Linked DNA regions of Homo sapiens: region 2 is linked to region 1. A link is a loop called in an ENCODE intact Hi-C map of the cell type or tissue named here. Cell type or tissue: endothelial cell of umbilical vein. All regions are shown on one strand.

Region 1 (8,000 bases):
TATTAGTCCACTCTCACACTGCTATAAAGTTACTATCCGAGATTGGGTAATTCGTAAACAAAGGAGGTTTAATGGACTCACAGTTCCACATGGCCGGGGAGGCCTCAGGAAACTTACAATCACGGTAGGAGGGGAAGCAGATACCTTCCTCACAAGGCGACAGGAGGAAGGAGAGCAGGGGAAACCTCCACTTACAAAACCATCAGATCTCATGAGAACTCACTCACTATCAGGAGAACAGCATGGGGAAAACCGGCCCCAAGATCCAATCACCTCCTACCAGATCCTTCCCCCGACAAATAGGGATTACAATTCAAGATGAGATTTGGGTGGGGACACATCCAAACCATATCACTGCTATAAGAAAGGGACCCCAAAATGATGACCCCTACAGAAGGGCTGCGTGCAGTGGCTGATGCCTGTAATCCTAGCACTTTAGGAGGCCAACGCGGGTGGATCACCTGAGATCAGGAGTTCGAGACCAGCCTGACCAGCGTGGTGAAACCCCATCTATACTAAAAACACAAAATTAGCCAGGTGTGGTGGTGCATGCCTGTAATCCCAGCTACTTGGAAGGCTGAGGCAGGAGAATCGCTTGAACCCAGGAGGCAGAGGTTGCAGTGAGCCGAGATCCCAACATTGCACTACAGCCTGGGCAAGAAGAGCGAAACTCTGTCTCAAAAAAAAAAAAAAAAAAAAATTAGCCTGGTGTGGTGGTGCATGCCTGTAGTCCTAGCTACTCAAGAGGCTGAAGCGGAAGGATCGCTTGAGCCCAGGAGTTTGAGGCTACAGTGAGCTATGAATGCACCACTGCACTCCAGCCTGGGTGACAGAGAGAGACCCTGTCTCAAAATAAATAAATGAGTAAATAAATAAATAAACTATACAGAAGTTCATTCTGGTGTCATTTCCAGAGGTGAGCGCAGTGGGGTACAGGGTGGTGAGGCCACTCTGCTCCAGGAGGTCCTCATTCTCATTGTTCCACCACCTGGTAGGGAGGGATCCTTGCCTGAATGGTCAGACTGGCTCACCATAGCATCTGCATTCCTTCCCAAAGGAGGGGAAAGGGGGAGGAAGTCAAAGGTGAGCAATTTCTCTTTAAGAAAATGATGTGGAAGTTGCACACCTCACTTCAACTCACAACCCAGTGGTAAGAACTTAGATAGCCTCAACTGTTTGTAAAAAAGAGGCTGAGCACTGTAGCCTCTACCTGGGAACTCTAGCCTCTACCTGCTAAACCTCAGGGAGAGGGGTGTACACACCAAAAGAAAGGAGGGGAGGCTGGCTGCTAGTCCATAGTTGCAATTTATGCTACAAAGAGCCTTTATTTATTTATTTTTTTTTTTTAGAGATAGCATCTCACTGTCACCCAGGCTGCAGTACAGTGCTGCAATTATAACTCACTGCAGCCTCAGTCTCCTGGGTTGGGATCCTCCCACCCCAGCCTCCCAGTAGCTGGGACTACAGGTGCATACCACCATGCCTGGCTAATTTTTTTTTTTTTTTTTTGTGGTAGAGATGGAGGTCTCACTATGTTGTCCAAGCTGGTCTCAAAGTCCTGGCCTCAAGCAATCCTCCCACCTCAGCTTCCCAAAATTCTGGGATTATAGGCATGAGCCACTGCACCAGGCCCAAATACACATTTTAAACGGCATGTTTCTAACTCAATTTTTATTTTTTTTCTTTTGGAGACAGACGTTTGCTTTGTTACCCAGACTGGAGTACAGTGGTGTCAAATCAGCTCACTGCAACCTCCACCACCCCAGTTCAAGCAATACACCCACCTCAGCTTCCCAAGTAGCTGGGACCACAGGCATGCACCACCATGCCCAGCTAATTTTTTATATTTTTAGTAGAGACGGGGTTTCGCCATGTTGGTCAGGCTGGTCTTGAACTCCCGGCCTCAAGTGATCTGCCCGCCTCAGCTTCCCAAAGTGTTGGGATTACAGGCATGTGCCACTGCGCCTGGCTTCTAACTTAAAATTTTATATTCTTTTCTGTCTACCCACTTTCAAAATATGATTGATGAGGCACAGCCAGAGGCCACCAGAAGCTGGAAAGGCAAGGTTCCTCCCCTAGAGCCTCTGAAGGGAGTGCAGCCCTGCCCGTACCTTGATTTCAGCCCAGTAACACTGATTTTGGACTTCCAGCCTCCAGATCTATGAGGGGATAAGTTTCTGTTGTAAACGACTCAGTTGTAGTAATTTGTTACAGAAGCCACAGGAAGTGAATACAGTGACACTGTCTGTGACTTTGGCCTTGGAAATTTTTTCATAGCCATGGCCCTGAGCCAAAATGTTCCATCCTGATTCTAACTTAACCTATAAATTGGAGTTAGTGATTTGAATCTAGCTGAGCATTTACCTAACAAAAAGAAGTCTCTAAATCTTTCTAAGCAAAAGGAGTGGGCTGTCATTGATATTTAGTTTCCTAAAACCCAGTATAAACAAGGGTGCCCTGTTTGGGGAATTCGAGGGTAGAAAGAGAGAAGAAAATTCTCAAAGTTCATTTTTACTCATTAACTCCTCCCATAATATTCACTGGACACCTGCCATGGGCCAGGCACTGAGCTTGGAACTGGGAAACAACCATGTATATAAAACAAAGTTCCCCCGAGTGGCTCTCAGTCTAGTTCAGCTTTCAGGGAGGGAGAGAGAAAAAGAAAGAAGGCCAAGATGGATACATAAATCTGAGAAACTCACTTTATAAAACGATGCGCAAAACTATGTGAAATACTCCATGACATTTCTCTAAACCTTATAATACCATCTGTGAACAAAACAAATGTTTTGGGCAAAAAAAGAAGCCTTCCTGAATGTGGAAATCAAGCCAGGAAGAAGGTCAGCATGTTACCTGACACAGAACAAGCCCCAGGGCAGACACAGAAATGAAGCAACCCAAAGCACAAGACATTAAGAGGGAATAAAAAAAAAAAAAAGCACAGCACAGTATGTGAGGCAAAGGACCTCAAAATCATATATAAAAGACACAAACATGTATGAGTTTATTAATTTCCGAAGCTGAAATCTTTTTCTCAACTGAGTCAAATGAATTAAAAACTAAATTACCATATTCATCAAGCCATCTACATAAAACAATTTCCCTACATTTAAAACCGACTGCAACCCAAATTCTGCTAGAGGTTGTCAGTCTGAAGCTCACACAATTATCTTCATATATCGGGGGTGAGGGGAGTCGTAATAATCTAGGGCACAAACCTGAATTGCCCAAGGGAACTGACTACATAATCAAATTATCCAGTTCAAAGGGCAAGTTGTATAATTCAAGACCGTAAAGTAAAAGTCCTCCTGTGTTGTTTAATAGTAAGTTTCCATTGCTGACTATTTTCGTGTGAAATTACCTTGCTTCTCCATTTTCTTTTGCATTTTTAGACACAATCAGTGGAAATTTTTTCCACTGGAAAGTAGCAAAGTGACAAGCATTCTTGCTAAAGAAATCTAGTATCACACATTCTGACAAATCTCTTTGGAATCCTCACTTCATTCAAAGATTCAAGCTCGCCTGGCAGACCGGTGGGACAGGCCAGCAGGAATCCTATTTGCCTTAGGGCCTGAATAGCTTCCTGGGAAATTCTGCCACCCAAGGGAAGCTCTCAAAGGTCAGACGTCAGCTTGGCCCAGTAACAATGACTCCCTGGTCCCAGAGGAAGGGTGATTCTGAGTGCAGCCGGATCTGTGAATTAGATTTGTTCACTAGCCCAGCCCCCATGGACTCATGTCAGAATCTTAGAGAGGGGTCTAAAAAACTACAACAGCAGTTTTTACTAAAATTCACTGATCAACTTTGACATCACTGGAAGTAGAAAGCCAGACATTATGTGTCTCTTGACGAGGTGCATGGGAAAGTCCGCTGCATCACCAAAAAAGTAATAACAATAATAACTGAATCAGAATCTCATCAAGCCTCCAGGCCTCATTATCACCAGTTTACAGGAATAGAAGGAGCCTAGGAGCATTGTTGAACAACACCATGATAACGCAATCAGCCAAATCCAGGATGTGGAAAATTCCACAGGACAAATGATCAGCTTCCTTTACCAAATACAGAGTTCTAAAATGGGATAGTAAGAATTATTGTAGGTAGCAAGAGACTCAGGAGACATAACCAACTACATGTGTGTACTGTCTTTAGATCCAGATTCAAACAAACCATCTGCGCAAAGATATTTGTGAGACAATTGGAGAAAATGGAACATACACTGAGAATTAGGTAATGTTAAGAAATTATTGGGGGATTTTTAGGGATGATAATATTATTGGGCTTATATTGGGAGAAGAGTCCTTTGCCTTTTAAAGATAGTAATTAAGTACTTCAGGCCGGGAGCAGTGGCCCACCCCTGTAATCCCAGCAATTTGGGAGGCTGAGGCAGGCAGATAATCTGAGGTTAGGGGTTCAAGACCAGCCTGGTCAACATGGCGAAACCCCGTCTCTACTAGAAGTACAAAAATTAGCAGGGTGTGGTGGTTGTAGCCTGTAATTCCAGCTACTCGGGAGGCTGAGGCAGGAGAATCACTTGAACCTGGGAGGTGGAGGTCACAGTGAGCCGAGATCACGCCATTGCACTCCAGCCTGGGCAACAAGAGCGAAACTCCATCTAAAAAAATACTACTAATAGGCCGGGCACCGTGGCTCACGCCTGTAATCCCAGCACTTTGGGAGGCCAAGGCGGGCAGATCATGAGGTCAGGAGATCGAGACCATCCTGGCTAACACAGTGAAACCTCGTCTCTGCTAAAAATACAAAAAATTAGCCGGGCGTGGTTGCAGGCATCTGTAGTACCAGGTACTTGGGAGGCTGAGGCAGGAGAATGGCCTGAACCTGGGAGGTGGAGCTTGCAGTGAGCCGAGATCGCGCCACTGCACTCCAGCCTGGGCGACAGAGCAAGACTCCGTCTAAAAAAAAATTAATTAATTTAAAAATAATAATAATAATTAAGTATGTGGCCGGGCACAGTGCCTCATGCCTGTAATCCCAGCACATTGGGAGACCGAGGCAGGCAGCTTGCTTGAACCCAGGGGTTCTAGACCAGCCGGGACAATGTAGTGATACCTTATCTCTACAAAAAAATAAAAAATTAACCAGGCATGGTGGTGCATGCCCATGGTCCCAACTATCTAGGAGACAGAGGTGGGAGGATCACTTCAGCCCAGAAGTTCAAAGCTACAGTGAGTCATGATCACGTCACTGCACTCCAGCCTGGGTGACAGAGCAAGAACCTGTATCAAACAACAATAATAATAAAACCAGACACGATGGCTCACCCCTGTAATTCCAGCACTTTGGGAGGCCGAGGCAGGCAGATCACTTGAGGTCGGAAGTTCCAGACCAGCCTGACCAACATGGAGAAACCCCATCTCCACTAAAAATACAAAATTAGCCGGGCATGGTGGTGCATGCCTGTAATCCCAGCTACTTGGGAGGCTGAGGCAGAATTGCTTGAACCCGGGAGGTGGAGGTTGCAGTGAGCCAAGATGGCACCGTTGCACTCCAGCCTGGGCAACAAGAGTAAAACTCTGTCTCAAAAAAAAATAATAAATAATAATAATAACAACAATAATAATTAAGTATTTCAGGGTAAAATGATAGGATGTCTGGGATTTGTTTCAAAATATTTCAGTGGGAGGGTGGGGAGGATGATGAGGAAGGATCAGTTGAGTAGATAAAACAAGAATGATATTGTTTTATTGATAACTATTGCAATTGGCCAATGTCTGCTGGTGATTCATTATACTATTCTCTCTATGTTTGAATATGTTTTAAGCTTCTATGACACTATTTTCTTTTTTTTTTTTTTGAGACAGAGTTTCGCTCTTGTCTCCCAGGCTGGAGTGCAGTGGCGTGATCTCAGCTCACTGCAACCTCTGCCTCCCAGGTTCAAGCAATTCTTCTGCCTCAGCCTCCCAAATAGCTGGGATTACAGGTGCCTGCCACCACACCCAGCTAATTTCTTGTATTTTTAATAGAGACGGGTTTTGCCATGTTGGCCACGCTGGTCTCAAACTCCTGACCTTCGGTGATCTGCCCACGTCAGCCTCCCAAAGTGCTGGGATTACAGGCGTGAGCCACCATACCCAGCCTATGAAACTATTTTCAAAGAGTACATAAAGCCCCATCTCACCTTCACTCTTACCTCCCATTACTGTGCCTCATCAACTCTTTGCCCTAGATATCTTTGCACCTACCACCACACTCTCTAGAAAAACACTTATCTGAACTGTCCTTCAATGCCCAATTCAAATTCCTGCTTCCTCTTCAAAGGCTTCCCTGATAGTCCCCAAAAGCATGAGCCCTCTCTCTTTTCTGAACTCTCATAGCACTTCAACTCAGTTGGTATCTGTCATCATTAGCTTTTTCTTTTTAATTAATTAATTTTTTTTAGACGGGGTCTCGCTCTATGCCCAGGCTGGAGTGCAATGGCATGCTCATGGTTCTCTGCAGCCTAGGCCGCCCAGGCTCAAGTGATTTTCCCACCTCAGCCTCCCTAGAAGCTAGGACTACAGGTGCATACCACCATGCCTGGCTAATTTTTTTTTTTTTTTTTGAGACGGAGTTTCGCTCTTGTCGCTCAGGCTGCAGTGCGGTGGCGCAATCTTGGCTCACTGCAATCTCCACCTCCCAAATTCAAGCAATTCTCCTGCCTCAGCCTCCCAAGTAGCTGGGATTACAGGCATGTACCACCATACCCAGCTAATTTTGTATTTTTAGTAGAGATGGGTTTTCATCAGGTCGGTCAGGCTGTTCTTGAACTCCTGACCTCAGTTGATCTGCCTGCCTCAGCCTCCCAAAGTGCTGGGATTACAGGCATGAGCGATTACGCCCGGCCAATGCCTGGCTAATTTGTGTGTGTTATTTTGTAGAGACAGAGTTTCACCATATTGCCCAGACTAGTCTCGAGCTCATGGGCTCAAGCAATCTGCCTGCCTCGGCCTCCCAAAGTGCTGGGATTACAGGTGTGAGCCACTGCGCCCAGCTGTTTTATTTTCTTGATTAGCTTTTTCTCATTTTGCACCCCTGACTGGATCTGAAGCCCTCATAACACTGGCCACATGCTTGTTTGTTATTCTCTTAGCATGACCGCTTCACCCCGGAATCTGTCCAAAATAATTTTGACGAATGAATAAATGATGGCAATGGCTCTTGAAAAGTGCTGACCTAAAGGACAACACACTAAGATAAGAATCTGGAAATCTGAGTGAGTCCTTGCATTAGGCAGGGTTACCAGGGATACAAAACTCATTCTGGTTGAAGCAAAAAGCTGGAATGCATTGATTCCAATAACTAGAAAGAAGAGGTGTAGATTCAGAGACCTCATGGTATTTTCGGTTGCCTCTCCACTTCCCCTTTTCTCCAGCTCTAGGTTTGGTTGTGACAAACTCTGCTCTTAGCCCAGCTTTGCAAACTGGAAGGAAAAATAAAGTAATTTTTTTCTCCCAACACGCACATATACATACCTCAATGTAAGTTTCTGATTGGTCCAGATCGCGTCTCCTGCCTGTTCTTAGGCCAATCACTGTGGTGAAGGGAACGAGACACTGTGATTGGCCAGATCTGGATCACAGGTTCTCCCTGTGGCCAGCAAACAGGCAGACCCATGAGAATGGCATAGTCAAGAGAGTGACAGTTTCCCCAAGAGAAAGAGAAGTGCAGTTGCTAAAAGGATGGAGGAAACGAATCCCGAGCAGAACCCCTCCTCCCCTCCCCTGCGAAACAAATGACTCTGGACCAACTATCTAGTAACAACATAATAATTGTCACGACTTGTTGAGCTCTTACTATTATCAGAGAACGCGCCAGTACTTTGTAATGTAAATATAATTACCTTTATAAAGCAATGTATATACATCTAGCCCTCTGAACAACTCAAAAGGTAGATGTTATTAGGCCCATTTCACGGATACTAAAACTGAGACTTAAATAGGCCAATGGACCTGTTCAAGGACCTGCTGTTTGCCACAATTGCTTCTTTGTGCTTCAATTTT
Region 2 (8,000 bases), 49 kb before region 1:
GTGTGCCACCACACCCGGCTAATTTTTGTATTTTTAGTAGAGACGGGGCTTCACTATGTTGGTCAGGCTGGTCTCAAACTTCTAACCTCAGGCGATCCACCCACCTCAGCCTCCCAAAATGCTACAATTATAGGCGTGAGCCACTGCACCTGGCCAAATATTTATCATTTCTATGTGTTGGAAATATTTCAAGTCCTCTCTTCTATCTGCTTTGAAATATACTACACATTCTTGCTGGCTATAGTCGGCTCCACTATCAAACATCATAATTTGTTTCTTCTAGGCCAGGCGTGGTGGCTCACGCCTGTAATCCCAGCACTTTGGGAGGCCAAGGCAGGCAGATCACCTGAGGTCGGGAGTTCGAGACCAGCCTGACCAACATGGAGAAACCCCGTCTCTACTAAAAATACAAAAACATTAGCCAGCATGGTAGCACATGCCTGTAATCTCAGCTACTCAGGAGGCTGAGGCAGGAGAATCGCTTGAACCCGGGAGGCAGAGGTTGCAGTGAGCCAAGATCGCGCCATTGCACTCCAGCCTGGGCAACAAGAGTGAAATTTGATCTCAAAAAAAACACACACAAAAAACAGAACTTGTTTCTTCTGCCTAACTGCATGTTCCTGCCCATTCACAACCTCTCTTCCTCCCCCTCCCACCCACACCTCCTTCCCAGCCTCTGGTATCTATGATTCTGCACCACACAGTCCTCCCTTTTTATATCTGCCTCGTTGTAAGTCTTTCCCTTCTAGCCTCCATCAACCCATTGTCCCAACATCTGGCAAGCAGATTCCTTCGTTTCTGTTTGAACATCTGTTCCTCTACCACCCCACAGGCCTTCACACTTACCCATCCCCAGTCTTCCACCTGGAGCCTCAAGCTTACATCCTAGAGCACCCCAATTCCTCCTCACTTCAGCCTCCACCTCCCCCTACCCACCTAACAAGACAAAGTACACAAGCCATCGCTGATTTCAACATAACCATTAGATTTTGCTGAACTTAATTTTTTCTTCTGAATGAGACAATAGGCTATTTATTTGATTTTATTTGTGAGATGGAGTCTCGCTCTGTTGCCCAGGCTGGAGTGCAGTGGCGCAATCTCGGCTCACTGCAAGCTCTGCCTTCTGGGTTCACGCCTTTCTCCTGCCTCAGCCTCCCGAGTAGCTGGGACTACAGGCGCCCGCCACCGCGCCCAGCTAATTTTTTGTATTTTTAGTAGAGATGGGGTTTCACCATGGTCTTGATCTCCTGTCCTTGTGATCCGCCCACCTCGGCCTCCCAAAGTACTGGGATTACAGGCGTGAGCCACTGCGCCCGGCGACAATAGGCTATTTATTTAGTTATTTAGAGACAGGGTCTTGCTCTGTTGCCCATGCTGGAGTACAGTTGCTCAGTCATAGCTCACTGCAGCCTTGAGCTCCTGGGCTCAAGTGATCCTCCCACCTCAGCCTCCCAAATAGCTAGGACCGCAAGTTATTATTTTTTTAGAGATAGGGTCTCACTATGTTGCCCAGGCTGATGATTCTCTATTTAGTAAGTATTTAAGAGCTGTACAAATGTCAGACATGATTTTCAGTTCAGGTGAGCCCCCAGCTGTGCTGGGGCCTCTTGCTCTTTGGGACAGCACTGGCCTGTGGTCAAGCCAATGAGCTCAACACAGGACCGGCTGCTCGGTCCTCGCGCACAGCCTGGCCCCAGGAAGGCAAGGCCCCAGAAGCCACTCAACCAGTGGAAACAGCGAGGCTTATGGTAAGGTGAGAGGGACTGCCAGTACTTAGTACGTCTAAAGACCCTTCTGTTGTTTTCCTTCAAACATCTTCCAAAGGGGAATATCTTAGAAAAACCTGAGCGCATTCAAAGAACAAAGATGTGAGAGGGGCTGGAAAATAGGACCCATGAGGAATGGGGAAAAGAAGCTATGATTCTTAGTCAGGAGAAGAGAAAGCCTAGAGGCCACTTAACAATGGCCTGCAAGGTTTAAAGCGATATTCCTCCGAGAATGGAGACCAGCTGTTCACCATCTCCAGCAAGGACAGAACAAAAGGCAATGAGCTTCGGCTTCCACACGAGTGATTTAAGCTGGAAAATAATCTCTGCCAATGAGGATATCAGACTTGGGATAAGTTATCAAGGGAGATCAGGGGCTCTCCTCTGGAGTTCTTCAAAAAGCAAAGAGGCCCGTTTTCCTGGGCGGGTCAGGTGCGATCTGGCAGCAGCCAGAGGGGAGGAGAGGAAGGTTGGGGGAGGCTCTGGGTCCTCTCCAGCCGTAGGAGTCCATGACTTTGTTTTTCAAATAGTCTCCACTTTTGTCCTTGCGGTCTCTCCAGCAGCATAATAGTTTTTTGGACTCTGGCATTTGCAGGATTGAGGCAGGGGAGAGGTGAAAGCAAAGGCATGCAAAGAATGAGAAGAGAAGAATGAAAGGAAGAGAAATTGATTAATTTTCCATGGGAGAGGCAGGGAGAAACTGCAAATAACTAAGCACAGGCCCTTAGTAACTGTCAGTTTCTAAAGTAAGAATCTCTCACTTTCTCATATGAAAATTAGCTTCCATATATATATACACACTAATTGGTTCTTCTTTTCCTTTCTTGCTGGGTTTCCTGGCCTCCTTTTGAATCCTTTGTACATTCCCTTTACACCTTCAATATTAGCCTGTTTCAGTTTCCTGTACAACAAAAGCCAAAGACAGATTCTTCTTATTGAATCCAACACTTTACAAATCCAAAGCCCAAACCTTTATCATAACATTACCCGTCTATGAAATGCAAACCCAGCCCCTGATTCGTATATATTTTTCCTGTTTTTAATCCTTTAAGGCCTTGGGTGTCTCTCCAGCCTTTGGCCTCCTTTATTAAGCCCGATGCTAACAGCTGACTCCTATGACCCCGGAGCCAGTGTCTTTGAAGTGCACGGGCACTCAGGGACAGCCACACCCACCGGGCTGAACCCCCCAGGAACGTCCCCCCACCCCACCCCTGCCTCCCCGTGGGTGGCTGCACTCGGGTATGGGAGAGTGACATTGTCCATCTCTGCATCTGCTCCCACGCGGGTTTTGGCTGCTCAGGCTCAGAGACAGCCCTGAGAATGACAAGAAGGAAAGGTTGCTTGTCTTGTATTTCATCCAGAGCCTGGTGGTCTGCTCTGGGGTGACCCAGCCTCAGGACTTCCTTCCTCAGGCAGCTTCGATGGTGAGCACTAGGATGTGAGCCCCACCAGAGCTGAGCCTCATCTGTCCTGCTCACTGTGTGCCTAGAAGAGTATCTGGCACATGTCGGAGAGCAATCAGTATTCACAAGCAAATGCCAGAGCAGGAAAGGGCTTGCCCAGGCTGGAGTGTAGTGGTATGATCATGACTCACTGCAGCCTTGACCTCCAGGCTCAAGCAATCCTCCACCTCAGCCTCCTTAGCTGGGACTACAGGCCTGTGCCACTACACCCCACTAATTTTTTTTTTTAGAGACAGGGTCTTACTATGTTACCCAGGCTGGTCTCAAACTCCTGGTCTCAAACAATCCTCCCACCTCGGCTTCCTGAAGTGCTGGAGTTACAGACGTGAGCCAATGTGCCTGGCCCATTCTCACCTCTTGTTGCAGACAGAGGAGGTTCCAGGCCTTTTTCTAGGGTTTTTGTGACTGTCAAAGACCTATCTGTACCCCTGGAAAGAAAGACCTCATCTGGTCAATTAGTCCATGCTAAAATGTTAATGGTACTAATGGGTTAATTCATTCTCTCTTGTGCACTCTCTCTCTCTCTGTCAGAGCCTGACCTCCCCCCTAGACTCCTCCCCCTTGCCTTGCTGGGCAATAGCCATTCATCCCCAGATGCAGAGCAGAAAGGAGCCTCCTCCGCCACTAACCCTTGAATTCTTGAGCTGAGGCCAAGAACCAGGCAGCCGGAACAGAACCAGTTGAGATTAGAGTTTCACACATCTTCCAAGGACAGATTCTGCTGGCTGCCCCGGGAACCCACATAGCCTTGCCCAAGCAGAGAGAACACAGAGCCAGCCCTGCAGAAGATGTAGGGAGCAAGACAGTGACTCTCTCAGGGGCCTCAGGGGGTCTTGTCATCACCCCAGCCTGGGACTGTGGCAAGTCTTCACCCTCGGAGCCAGGCTGTGCTGCCCAAGACTGCCCAGGGTGAGAGAAACAGGGCAAAACCAACCAACAGATGGTGTTTCTAGCTCCCTAACCTGCTGTGTATGCCCCAGAAGCACTGGGGAACTTTTTGGTTTTTTATTTTTGTTTGTTTCATATTTAATTGTTTATATCGAATTTGTTATTCATGGGGTACATGTAGAATTTTGCTACATTGATATACCACATTGTGGTGAAGACAGGCCTTCAATGCATCCATCACTAGAACACACTTTATATCCACCAAGCAACCTCCCATCCCTCCCACCCGCTTACACCTCCAAGTCTCCAGCGTCTATTATTTTGCATTCTATGTCCCTGGGTCCATATTATTCAACTCCCACTTATAAGTGAGAACATGCAATGTCTTTCTGTTTCTGAGTTCTTTCACTTAAGATAATGGACTCCAGTTCCATCCATGTTGCTGCAAAAGACATTGTTTCTTTTTTATGCCTGAATAGTATTCTGTTGTGTATTTTTTTTTTTTTTTTTTGAGACGGAGTCTCGCTCTGTCGCCCAGCCTGGAGTGCAGTGGCGCGATCTTGGCTCACTGCAAGCTCCGCCTCCCGGGTTCACGCCATTGTCCTGCCTCAGCCTCCCAAGTAGCTGGGACTACAGGTGCCCACCACCACGCCCGGCTAATTTTTTTTGTATTTTTAGTAGAGACGGGGTTTCACCGTGTTAACCAGGATGGTCTTGATCTCCTGACCTCGTGATCCATCCGCCTCGGCCTCCCAAAGTGCTGGGTTACAGGCGTGAGCCACTGTTGTGTATTTAGAGTGCATTTTCAGGCGCCCGGCCTCTGTTGTGTATTTAGAGTGCATTTTCTTTAGCCAGCCCTCCGTTGATGGTCACTTAGGTTGATTCCATGACTCTGCTATTGTGAATAGTGCTGCAATAAACATATGAGCACAGGTATTTTTTTATATATAAAATGATTTCTTTTTTTGCGGGGGTAGATACCCAGTAGCAAGGTTGCTGAAGTGTATGGTGGTTCTATTTTTATAATCTCCACACTGTTTTCAACGAGGGGCTTTTTCTTTTTTTTTTTTTGAGATGGAATCTCACTCTGTCGCCCAGGCTGGAGTCCAGTGGGACCATGTCGGCACACTGCAACCTCCATCTCCTGGGTTCAAGCAATTCTGCCTCAGCCTCCTGAGTAGCTGCGATTACAGGCGCCCACCACCACACCCGGCTAAATTTTTTATATTTTTATTAGAGACAGGGTTTCACCATGTTGGCCAGGCTGGTCTTGAACTCCTGACCTCAGGTGATCCACCCGCCTCAGCCTCCCAAACTGCTGGAATTACAGTCGTGAGTCACTGCGCCCGGCCTTTTTTTTTTTTTTTTTTTTCTGAGACGGAGTCTCACTCTGTCCCCCAGGCTAGAGTGCAATGGTGCGATCTTGGCTCACTGCAACCTCTGCCTCCCAGGTTCAAGCGATTCTCCTGCCTCAGCCTCCAGAGTAGCTGGGATTCCAGACACCCACCACCACGTCCAGCTAGTTTTTGTATTTATAATAGAGATGGGGTTTCACCATTTGGGCCAGGCTGGTCTCAAACTCGTGACCTCAGATGATCCACCCACCTCCACCTCCCAAAGTCCTGGGATTACAGGCATGAGCCACCACTCCCAGCCCAACCAGGAGCTTTTTAAAAGTAGATCCACTGTGTCCTGGCCCAAATCCACCAGCTGCCTCAGAGTCTCACAGGCTAGGCCTGTGTTTTTAAGAATGCTGTGAGTGATTCTGACATACAACCCAGCTTAGGAATAACAGCCCCACTAGGCTGGCTGACTCACCTTCCCTCTCATCTTTCTAGGACTCTGTTTTCCCCATTGCGGGGGATTTCGGCTCATCAAGTTACACCAATTGACTCTCAGCATCACTGAGCTTTTTCTTTCACATCCAGGGTGAGTTTAAGTCAGTGCTTCTCTGGGTCTCACAGGAGTGGACATTCTAAAGCCAGCATCTCCTCTGAGTAACTCACTCCCCGATGATGGGAGTTTGACTTTTCCTTGGTTATGAGTTACAGGATGAAAGTCAGGTGCAAACACTTATTTCTTCAAGCCAACAAATCCTAGCACCTCCTCGATCTCAGAGAAGGTCAGCAGACATGTGTGTGCCACGTTTCTTCATCTCAAGAGCTGTGTATCATAGTGGGAAACTGGACTTGCAAATGGCTATGCAGGAAGAGAAGGCTGTGTGAGTGTCGGCCCCTGGGTAGAGGCTGTCTTTGTTGAAACCGTGGTGCCCCGACAAAAGCCGGAAAGCGAATCTCCTTCTACTGCACCTGCAGGCTCTGGGCCCAAGCATGTTCCGGGCGAGAGGATATTTAGGGATTTCTGGGTTTAGCTTTCTCCGTTTTGCCGTTCAGTTCACTCTGGCCCTGGCTGTCTCCAAAGGAGAGGACTGATACCATGGGATTAAGTCCTTATGTTCAAGCTCCGGTCTGGGAAGCTGAGTCTCCATCTTTTTCTGAGGCCAAGGCATTGTTCTGACAACTGCCCTTGACTCCAGTTCCTTCAGGATGAGGGCCGTGGCTTTTCTTGCCCACTCTTCTGCTCCTGAATCCTTCCTCGCAGCCTCTAACCACACTGCTAGCCCTCATCTCTGGCTTGCTGCCAATTTCCTCTGGCACTATCCTCCCTAGCTGGCTGCAAACCCACCTGTTGTTTTTTGGGTTTTTTAGAGATGGGGTCTCGCTCTGTTGCAATCATAGCTCACTGCAGCATCGAACTCTTGGGCTCGACAATCCTCCCACCTCAACCTCCTAAATAGCTGAGACTATAGGTGCCCACCACCACATCTGGCTTATTTTTTTATTTTTTTGTAAGAGATGGAGTCTCACTAGATTACCCAGGCTGCTCTCAAACTCCTGGCCTCAAGGGATCCTCCCACTTCTGCCTCCCAAAGTGCTGGGATTACAGGCATGAGCCCCAGTGCCCGATCGCCACTTGTTTTCTCTTGCTTACTCTCCCTGACCCTGGGCATCTGCCCTTAGAAATGTCGTTGTCCCCAGCTGCGCCAGCTCCTGATCCCACGCTCTGCCTGCTTCATTTTCTGCTGTTCCCTTCATCTATCCTTCTCCCATCCCTCAATCCCCCCTCCCCCAGCCATTCTACCTCTGATGTGTTATTTGATAATATGAATCGGAATTTGAAAGGACACAGAGGATTTCATGTGTAAAGGACGCACTGTTTCCTTTATTTACTATTACTGCCGTGCAATCAGTTGCCCTTTTAAACAATGATTCCTCCTTACACAATGCTCTTTTAATGTTTTCATCCCTATAAGATGAGTGTTCCTTGATACAAATAGCAGTTGCCACTTCCTTTATGGATGTAATGATTAGAGAATGTTCCTTTATAAAAGTTCTCAGCCCTTACTGTGCCTCATAATTGCCTGGGATGCTTTATAAAACCCTATGGTCTGGGGCCAGCTGCGGTGGCTCACGCCTGTAATCCCAGCACTTTGGGAGGCGGAGGCAGGCAGATTTCGAGGTCAGGAGATCGAGACCATCCTTGCTAAAACAGTGAAACCCCGTCTCTACTAAAATACAAAAAATTAGCCGGGCGTGGTGGCGGGCGCCTGTAGGCCCAGCTACTCGGGAGGCTGAGGCAGGAGAATGGCGTGAACCTGGGAGGCGGAGCTTGCAGTGAGCCGAGATCGCGCCACTGTGCACTCCAGGCTGGGCGACAGAGCGAGACCCCGTCTCAAAAAAAAAAAAAAAAAAAAAAAAAACACATGGTCTGGGCACCACCTTCAGATATTTCAGTTCAATTGGTCTAAAGTCGGGTTCTGTATCCATATTTTAAAAATACTCTGGCTGGGCACGGTGGCTCATGCCTGTAATCCCAGCACTTT

What was found. Peaks named below come from ENCODE experiments on the same cell type or tissue, not always from the same donor. Only the 100,000 strongest peaks of a DNase experiment are listed, where the experiment ranks them.
Region 2: a loop joins it to region 1, with 4 times the contacts of the local background. A loop is called at or near these places in 4 of 110 quality-filtered maps.

The regions. Positions count from the first base shown.
Region 1 is chr10:21,361,025-21,369,024 of GRCh38, forward strand. It overlaps LINC02643 (long intergenic non-protein coding RNA 2643), which reads right to left. Exons shown (of 5, transcript NR_155751.1): 3 at 7,473-7,531. Among named protein-coding and RNA genes, the nearest start is that of LINC02643, 7.9 kb to the right of the region's middle. RefSeq lists enhancers at 1,646-2,243, 2,244-2,839. In endothelial cell of umbilical vein, no CTCF peak of the experiment used is centred here; DNase peaks (open chromatin) are centred at 2,467, 3,957 and 5,177; H3K27ac peaks cover 3,900 bases.
Region 2 is chr10:21,312,214-21,320,213 of GRCh38, forward strand. No RefSeq gene overlaps it. Among named protein-coding and RNA genes, the nearest start is that of LINC02643, 57 kb to the right of the region's middle. In endothelial cell of umbilical vein, no CTCF peak of the experiment used is centred here; DNase peaks (open chromatin) are centred at 2,488, 3,318 and 3,888; H3K27ac peaks cover 2,261 bases.